2 separate regions of the Homo sapiens genome follow, and region 1 is linked to region 2. A link is a contact called in ENCODE Hi-C data. All regions are on one chromosome and are shown on one strand. The core of a region is the stretch at or near the end of the contact, and the rest is flanking DNA. Distances in the headings are between cores, read along the strand shown. Region 1 holds the start of TBCA (tubulin folding cofactor A). Region 2 holds the start of BTF3 (basic transcription factor 3).

Region 1 (4,395 bases), core at 1,486-3,985, 4.3 Mb after region 2:
TTCACAAATGGCTGTGCATTTAACTCCTACTCACATGGTCTCCTTATTGCCTTGGCAATAAAGCTTCCCGGGAAGTGGGATGCTGTGCTAAAACTCAGAAGCATTATCTTAAAAAGTGAATTTATTCTCCCTTTTGCCTGGTCCTTCCTCTGGTGGAAATATCAATAAACAAAGGAAAGGTGGGCGAACAGGAAGAAGCCAGTTGGTTTCTTTAGTAGACATTGCTACAACAAAATAACTTGCTTCTTCAGAAGGCTGTTTATCTTTTCTCTTGTAATACTTCATCAAAAAGTTTGCTCTTCTTGGGTCTGAACAATAAAGTTCTAATGAACACTGAAGGGTCTACCAGCACTCAGGAATGCAAACTAAAAACAAAATTCTAAGCTCCAAAACCGTCTGAATGGACCCCTCCTCTCAACTAAGGGCATTCTAAAGTAATTCAGGCCATGATGGGAAGAGGGGGTCAGACATGTCTCATTACACATTCCTCCCTTTGGAACTCAGGAACAATTGAGCAGCATTAACATTAAAACAGATCTTAAGGCTTTTTGTAACAATAAGACACCAAATTCCAGCTTTACTCTAGTATGGCATCACAGGACAGATAGCGGGATCTGAAAGAAATAAAAGCATTTTACTCTAAAATATATTTCTTTACATATTTTGAATTGGCCCTGCAAAGATGTCTCTTAAGGGGAAAATCTATATTCTGTAGAGAACCCTCTTCCCTGTCCAGGTCTTTTTCCTGATCCACTAGAAAATTAACTAGGAGTCTGGGACCTTTTTAAGTCTGATAAGAAACATTTACAATCTATTCTCTCTGAAGCCTGCTACCTGGAGGCTTCATCTGCCTAATAAGAACCTTGATCTCCACAACCCCTTTATTTTAACCCAGACACACTCCCTTGTATTGATTCCAGGTCTTAAGATAAACTCTTTCAACGAACTGCCAATTGGAAAACCTCCTATAACTTGGAACTGTCCCCAGCCCGCTTTGGGTTGTCCTGCCTTTCCAGATCAAACCAATGTACATCGTACATGTATTGATTGATGTCTTCTGTCTCCCTAAAATGTATAAAACCAAGCTGTAGCCTGACCACCTCGGGCACATGTCATCAGGACTTCCTGAGGCTGTCACAGGCATATCCTTAACCTTGGCAAAATAAACTTCTAAACTGATTGAGACCTGTCTCAGGTACTTTCTTGGTTTACAGGAATTTAAGCAAATTACAGGACTGCACTACCCATGAGTTTGTGAAAGGAAAAATAAATCTCAGGACCCCAAAATCACTAAGCCAAAAAGAAAAGTCAAGCTGGGAATTGCATCGAGCAAACCTGCCTCTCATTTTATTCCTGAATAAGATAGCTACAAAGATTAAAAAAAAAAAAAAAAAAGCTACATACCTCCCTGACAATTTGCCCCCAAGGAAATTCCTTGTGGGCCTCAAGACCTTCACTCTAAAACAGTTCTGTTGTATTTCACCCTGGCAATGTAAATTGATAGCTTATCTTCACAGGTATGGGACAAAGAACAGAACTCAAAGTCACCCCTCTACCCACCTGAGACAAATGCGTAACTGACTGCTTCCTCTGCCCTACTGTGTATGTAAAATCGCAGATTCATTTAGCCGACTAAGGCATAAGTGACTATTCTTCTATCCCTCTCTCACATGTAAATTGTGTATTAAGTGAAAAGCTGATCAAAGACTCAAAAGAATGCAACCATTTGTCTCTTATCTATGACCTGGATGCCCCCCAACCTTCTAGTTGTCCTGCCTTTCTGGAGGGAACCAAGGTACACCTTACCCATTGACTAATATCTGAGGTCTCCCTAAAACGTATTACACCAAGCTGTGCCCCAACCGCCTTGGGCACATGTCATCAGGACCTCCTGAGGCTGTGTCATGGGCACGTCCTTGGCAAAATAAACATTCCAAATTAAGACCTGTCTCAGATACTTCTGGTTCACAAGTTATTTAAACAGCATCTCACAGCCTCTGGGGCGAGCTTCGGGGAATCTGACTGGAGAAAGTGAGGCCACATAAGTTTGCTGAGTGTGCTAGAAGTTCAGGCCCAGTTCTCAAAGCCTGCCAGTCACGCCAGCCATGTTAGGTCACACGGCTCCACTACGGTCTTTTTTGACGAGGCCCAGATCCTCCGCATCCCCCTAAACTTCAGAGCCTGCTTTCAAGCCCATTTGAGAGCACAGCTGGGATCCCGCTTCCCCGGGCCAAGTTCAGCAAGGAGAGGCCGGCGCGCGCACACAGGAGGCACGGGATCAGGGCCCGGCCCGCCCTCGCAGGCCGCGGCCCACCACCTTCCCACCGCGGGCGCCGAGAAACCGGGCCACCGCCGACTCTTCCGGCAAATCAGAGCGGCCAGTGAGCGGAGAGGGACGGGAAGCGGCGTGCGAGGCTGGCGGGCTCGGGCGTCAGCGCGCCCCGCTGGGTCCCTGCCAGTCCCAGCCAACTGCGGAGCCCCGGGTGCGGCCTGGAGTTCGGAGCCCGCCTCGGGCCTCCTCGGGCCTGCGCTCCGCTCAGCCTCGCGGGCCGCCATGAGGTGACGAAGAGGAGGTGCAGGGCGCCGCTCCCGGCTCCTTACCGCTTCACCACGCCGGTCTTGATCTTGATCTGTCTCACGCGAGGATCGGCCATGGTCCCTCGAGCGCCGCGAGAAGGAGGGGCGGAGAGCCGGGGTAACCGTGGAGGGCGACGCGCAGAGGCTGCGGCTATTTAGGCGTGGTCGCCGGCGCGCATGCGCAGGCTGCGCGGCCCGTCGTCCCCGCCACGCCCCGCGGGGCGGGTTTACTAGAGGGCGGTACCCTGCTCCCGCCAGTCCCTTTACCCCTCGTGCGCCCCTTTACCCGTAGTGAAACGTGCCCTCCTCCTCTCTCTCGGACTGCCCCTCTTTTTACTTCAGGCGCAAGTTACACTATCCCGGTCTCCACAGCCTGGGCCTTTGGGGAAACTAACGTCTCTCTGGGACGTTGCTTTGCGGGATTATCTGCTTAATGGACGGAGTGACCTAAAAAATGTATTAAGGGTATTTTCGATGTCGTTATCTGGTGTCAGATGAGGCAGAGTGATGCATGTGTAGTGAAACAAACTGCCATCATGCACGCAGTCAAGAAAATCCTTGCCCTTTACCTCAAATCCCTGCAAGAAGGTTTGTAGATAACGTGCCTTTCAAAGGAAATGACTAACAGAACTTCTTCAGATGATCACTTATAGTGTATCCTAAATATTTAACTTACAAGAATGTGTGTCGCACACAAAACCTTGGGCTTCCTAATCAGACAAACCGGCTTACAATCGAGGTTCCACCCTTTAATAGCTAGACTATTAGCTAGACAACACTGATACGTATGCTGTTTAGCCTTGCAGCTGATCAGTCTGCAAAATGGAAATAATAATGTCCATTTTACAGATTAGGTATAAGGGTTAAAACACCTAGCTCATTGTCTGACGCATGGTAGATGCTGAACAACATTTGACTATTTTATATGTTCAAAAATATATTTGTTGCATAAAATGAGGCACATCTACAGTGAGCTCTAGCAGTCCCTTCCTAAGAGAATCTCCTGAGGAATACAGGGCAGAATCGCCCTTTTTAAAATTGCTTTTCTTTTTCTTTTTCTTTTTTTTTTTTTTGAGACAGATTCTCACTCTGTCGTGCAGTGGCTTGATCTCGGCTCACTGCAACCTCCGCCTCCTGGGTTCAAGTGATTCTCCTGCCTCAGCCCCTAGAGTAGCTGGAATTATAGGCGCGTTCCACTATGCCTGGCTAATTTTTTTTTTTTTTTTTTTTTGTATTTTTAGTAGAAACGGGGTTTCACCACGTTGGCCAGGCTGGCTAGAACTCCTGACCTCAGGTGAGGCCCACCTCACCCTCCAAAAGTGCTGGGATTACAGTCATGAGCCACCGAGCCCACCCCCTTTTTAAAATTTCTTGGTACCATCCTTCAAAGACACCCATATGACTGTCTTTTTCCTTCCCTAGCCTGACTTACTCATTCTCACTTTCATGACTGGTCCTGGAATCCCCTTCTATCCCGCCAGCCCAAGGCCGTTACTTTAAATCCAGGATCAAAACTGAGCAAAGTCTACTATGACTCACCCCACCTGTTCAATCTTCCCTGGATGCTTTGGAGTCACCCAGTAGTCATCATTATTTTTAGTATATTTCTTTTTCAAATTATTGTTTGGTCCTTCGTAAGGGTTTTGTTCAGCTTCGTAGTTATAAATCCTGGTTCATAAACATGTTTAGAGGCAAGATTCTTGTCTTCCATAAATCTTCCTTCCCCAACCTCCTCCACCTGTGTTTTGTGCACAATGGGCACAGAATTCAATAAATATTTTTATTCTGCTGGCTGGTATACTGATGTGCAATTCCAAG
Region 2 (4,116 bases), core at 1,256-3,755:
AAAAAAAAAAAAAGAAGAAAAAAGAAAGAAAGAAATAAGCATTATATAAAGTGGATATTTTGGCTTTTGCTGAAGCTGACTCAAATCCAGCTGAGAGATGAAAACAATTCATGGACTTTGATTAGGCTATAAACTAGAAACCAAGGAGGGCAAACAGGGTTCACCTTTCTTGCCTTCTCTATTGACAGATACAATCTTGAGTGCTGAGTAAATGATTCTTAGGCTCCTTGAAGCCCAGCAGGAAAGCGTGGGAGCCAATTACCCACATTTGCCATAGACATTGGGAGCATACTGGAAATGGCTCCCACATTAGCACAAGTTACTCTTTTGGCATCCTTGAGCTAAGATTGCAATGTAATAACTTTTTTTGAAACAAAAAAATCCCATATTTTTGAAAAGTCTAGTATATAATTATTTTATTAGAAGAATCAGAATTTCCTGACTACTCATAAAACCAGCAGAAGCAGCTGGAGTCAAAAATCAAAATTTTGGCCAGGTATCGTGGCTCATGCCTGTACTACCAGCACTTTGGGAGGCCCAGATGGGAGGATGGCTTGATCCCAGGAGTTTGAGACCAGCCTGGGCAACATAGCAAGACCTCCATCTCTAAATAGAAAAGCACAAAAACCAAACCAAAACAGAACGTAAAAAGAAAATCAAAATTTTCTTTTTTACTATTAAGTAATCTTTTATATTTTCAACACGCAGCAAACTTTTAAATTCATGAAAGAACAGGAGAAAAAAGTAGGAACGAGGGGAAAATTAAAAAGTCATAAGCCAGGGAAAGTGGTGCACACCTGTAGTTTCAGCTTCTCAAGTGGCTGAGACTGAAGGATCCTTTGAGCGCAGGAGTTTGAGCCCAGCCTAAGCAACAAAGTGAGACCCCATCTCTTTTAATTTTTTTAAAGTTTTATATTTTTTAAAAAAATTATAAAAATAAAATTAGCAGCATCCCTGGTTTCAAAAAGTAGAAATAAATAAATAAATAAAAGTAGCTCACAATATTTCCTGAAAACAGGTGTATTAAAAGGGCAGAGGAGAGGGAAGGCAAAGAAAAAGAAAAAAAAGGTGGCAGGTTACATACATACAATCTTGTCTCTATAAAAGCTCAGAAAACATCACGTGACTAGGAAGTTTCAAATGCCTCCAATATAACATGGAGGAGAGGAAAAAAACTGTTCCTGGACAAAGATACACATTTCTTCCAAAAGGGGGAGTCTTTCTATATATTTTGTAATATCTCCAGAGCACAGCATAATGTTGGTACTGCCATTTTGGCCTTTGTCATTAGGAAGGTAACCCACATAAGCCTAACTACAAACACCCTTACCTGTACTAAAACTTCACTCATATTTAACTGAAGCAACATTGTTTTTTGTAAATATAACTGTAACAATTATTCTAAAAGGCAATACAGCTGTCCTCACCAGTTATGTTCTTGAGACATCAGTTGCAACAAACTTATATGTAAAAAGTATTCAAAAAGTTTAAACATTGATCTTAACTGGAGAGGGGTCTGCACTTGAACAAGTTTTCTTGCTACACACATTGCATTCTAAGATTTCGGACTCACTTTTGAATATGCAAAGACATTTCATGGTTAAGACCACAAAAAGGCTGATCAGAGAACATTTTTATTTAAATTGCCATTTTAAATATCAGTCGTTTTATCTTAAAGCTTGTCCTGGGTTTAACAAAGTTTAACTCACATCCACGCGTTGTCTCTCCAAACACAGCAGGCAGAAATTCTCCTTTGATTGGATTAAGATAGATAAAGTCTGCTTAACCGTGAATCGCTAATTGTCAAATCCATGCCAATTCGGTACCTAGGAGTCAATTTTTTTGCCTGATAAACAAGATAATTGTGTGGACCGTTTTAAGGTGGTTAGTCATCTGCTAAATTGGCTGAAATGCGGATTACCCAGTTCCTTCGTCGTACAGAGTTGCATTCTGAGGAGTGGGGCTCGGGGATACAGCCCCCAGAAATTCTGAACCTCGGTCCCGCAATCTACCACACCACCTAACCTTGGAAGGCCAAACTAACTTCACTATTTTTGACAAAATGCTTTGGTAATGGCTCATTCGGGCCGAGAGGGAAATTCTGCAATTCTCCAACCCACACCTCCAGCAAGGGGAGAGCTGCTTGAGTGGTGAGCACAAGCTGGGCACCTCCGGCGTCTCCAGGAAACGTGAATAGGCCCTTTCTTCGGAGGGCACAGAACTTCAGGATCAGGGCCCAATGGAGACTGAGCGGACTTAACCCTAACTGTGCACAGGACCGCGCTCTCCGACCCCTTTGTGGCCTCTCCCAGAGGTACGGGCTGCGCCCCAAGCCAGCAGTCTCTCGTAGGGCCTACAGCCGGCAGCCGCTGGAGCAGGAGGAGGAGAATAGGGACTCGCTGGACCATCACAAACGCTGTCGCGCGTGCGCAGGGAGGAACCGAGTTCGCGGCGAAGTCAGTTTCCTGACTCTTGAAGGAAGTGGCCTTGTGTCACTTCCGGCCTCCCTTTAGCTGCCATCTTGCGTCCCCGCGTGTGTGCGCCTAATCTCAGGTGGTCCACCCGAGACCCCTTGAGCACCAACCCTAGTCCCCCGCGCGGCCCCTTATTCGCTCCGACAAGGTACAAAAAGGCTCTGGACGGCGGCGTGGTAGGAGGACGGGAGCGGGGGCGGGAAGTTCCCTGAAGGAGCGAGACAGGGAGGGACAGGGCAGAGGAGGAGAGGAAGGCGATGCGACGGACAGGCGCACCCGCTCAGGCTGACTCTCGGGGGCGAGGTCGAGCCAGGGGCGGCTGCCCTGGGGGCGAGGCGACGCTGTCTCAACCTCCACCTCGCGGCGGAACCCGAGGACAGGAGCCTCAGGTACCGCGAGGCTTGCGGAGAGTGGCCGGGCCGGGCAGGCCCTGGCTAGGCCGAGGCCAGGCCAGGGCCAGGGGTGGGGGGTGCTGGCCAGGCGTGGGGTAGAGCCTTTCATCCGGGCCTGCCAAGAGCGGGGAGCTGTGGGGGAGTGGTGGGGAGGCGGGTGCTCTTTGGGCTCCCTGGAAACCCAAATTTGGAGCTTTGCGGGGTGGATTTGGGATCCAGGTTTCGGCCTGTGTAGGACGTTTATTTTCCTGCTGGTATCTTGGGAAATAACGAGCATGGAATGCTAGAGTGAGCTAAACCTATCCTTGCTGAGGATTTCCTCTTTTTCTAGATGAAAGAAACAATCATGAACCAGGAAAAACTCGCCAAACTGCAGGCACAAGTGCGCATTGGTGGGAAAGTAAGTTTTAATAGTTCGGGTTTGTGGGTTTTTTTTTTAAGGTTTAGGTATTTTAAAAAACATATTCCTTTTGCGCTTCTTATATTATCGGTGACAAACTTTGCCTATCGAGGGAAATTCACGGAGCTAGCAAATCTCGAGGAGCGGGGGAGACGAGGGTTGGAGACACATCAGTGAGACGAGCTAAAAACATCGCCTTTGTGTAAACATGTTTGTGTTTTCAGTGTTACAGAGTGTAAGTAGAACACAAAAGTGTTTCCTAATTTAATTAGTAAGGAAAATGTGTCATTTCAGTTAGATCGTTGTGCACATCATACCCTTGACTTGTTTTGGCCTGAGTTTTCTAAAGTCAGTGCTTGTTTGTCTCTCTTGTAAATTGAGACCTTTCTGTACTGCTTTCTGAACTAAATATTCTTTAGGGTAGTTGCATATTTCAAGGGTATTTGAAGATACGGGTACATTTTGGAGTTTAAGAGCAGTGACTATTAGATTTGAAAATATAACCCAAGTAGGTATCTTTCCTGTTCTGACTTTGTATTACTGTAAAAATGAGGGAATTAAAGTGACTGATTTTTAAATGATCAGTTTTTGATTAATTGTTTTTTTCCTGGTGGATACTGATTCACATCAAGGGGATTCTTTTTTGAAGCTGATTTTTAGATTGTCCTGTAATTAATAAGAAGTCCACTGTAGACAGAGGTCTACCTAGTTTGTATTGTTAGCACATTCTTAGTATTTAACAAGGTGTGGTAGCTTGTTGAAACAGAGCATGTCTTTACTTGGTAAAACTTGTAAAGCTTCCATGGTACATGTTTATTACCTTTTAGTTTTTCCCAACTTTAAGCGTTTA

What was found. A loop is a pair of places that touch in the nucleus more often than their neighbours do. Pooled maps may share reads with other maps.
Region 1: a map of B cell shows a loop between it and region 2 (23-fold over the local background). The contact joins the promoter of TBCA here to the promoter of BTF3 in region 2. A Hi-C loop is called at or near these places in 2 of 168 maps with a recorded cell type or tissue (B cell and naive thymus-derived CD4-positive, alpha-beta T cell) and 6 of 50 pooled maps.

The regions. Positions count from the first base shown.
Region 1 is chr5:77,773,604-77,777,998 of GRCh38, forward strand. It overlaps TBCA (tubulin folding cofactor A), which reads right to left and starts at 2,736. Exons shown (of 4, transcript NM_004607.3): 1 at 2,602-2,736. The coding sequence starts at 2,654. RefSeq lists enhancers at 1-430, 431-1,315 and silencers at 2,333-2,502, 2,623-2,882.
Region 2 is chr5:73,495,937-73,500,052 of GRCh38, forward strand. It overlaps BTF3 (basic transcription factor 3), which reads left to right and starts at 2,506. Exons shown (of 6, transcript NM_001037637.2): 1 at 2,506-2,863; 2 at 3,198-3,266. The coding sequence starts at 2,732. It overlaps BTF3-DT (BTF3 divergent transcript), which reads right to left and starts at 2,384. Exons shown (of 1, transcript NR_186388.1): 1 at 1,617-2,384. RefSeq lists enhancers at 2,341-2,400, 2,431-2,730, 2,494-3,304 and a silencer at 2,941-2,990.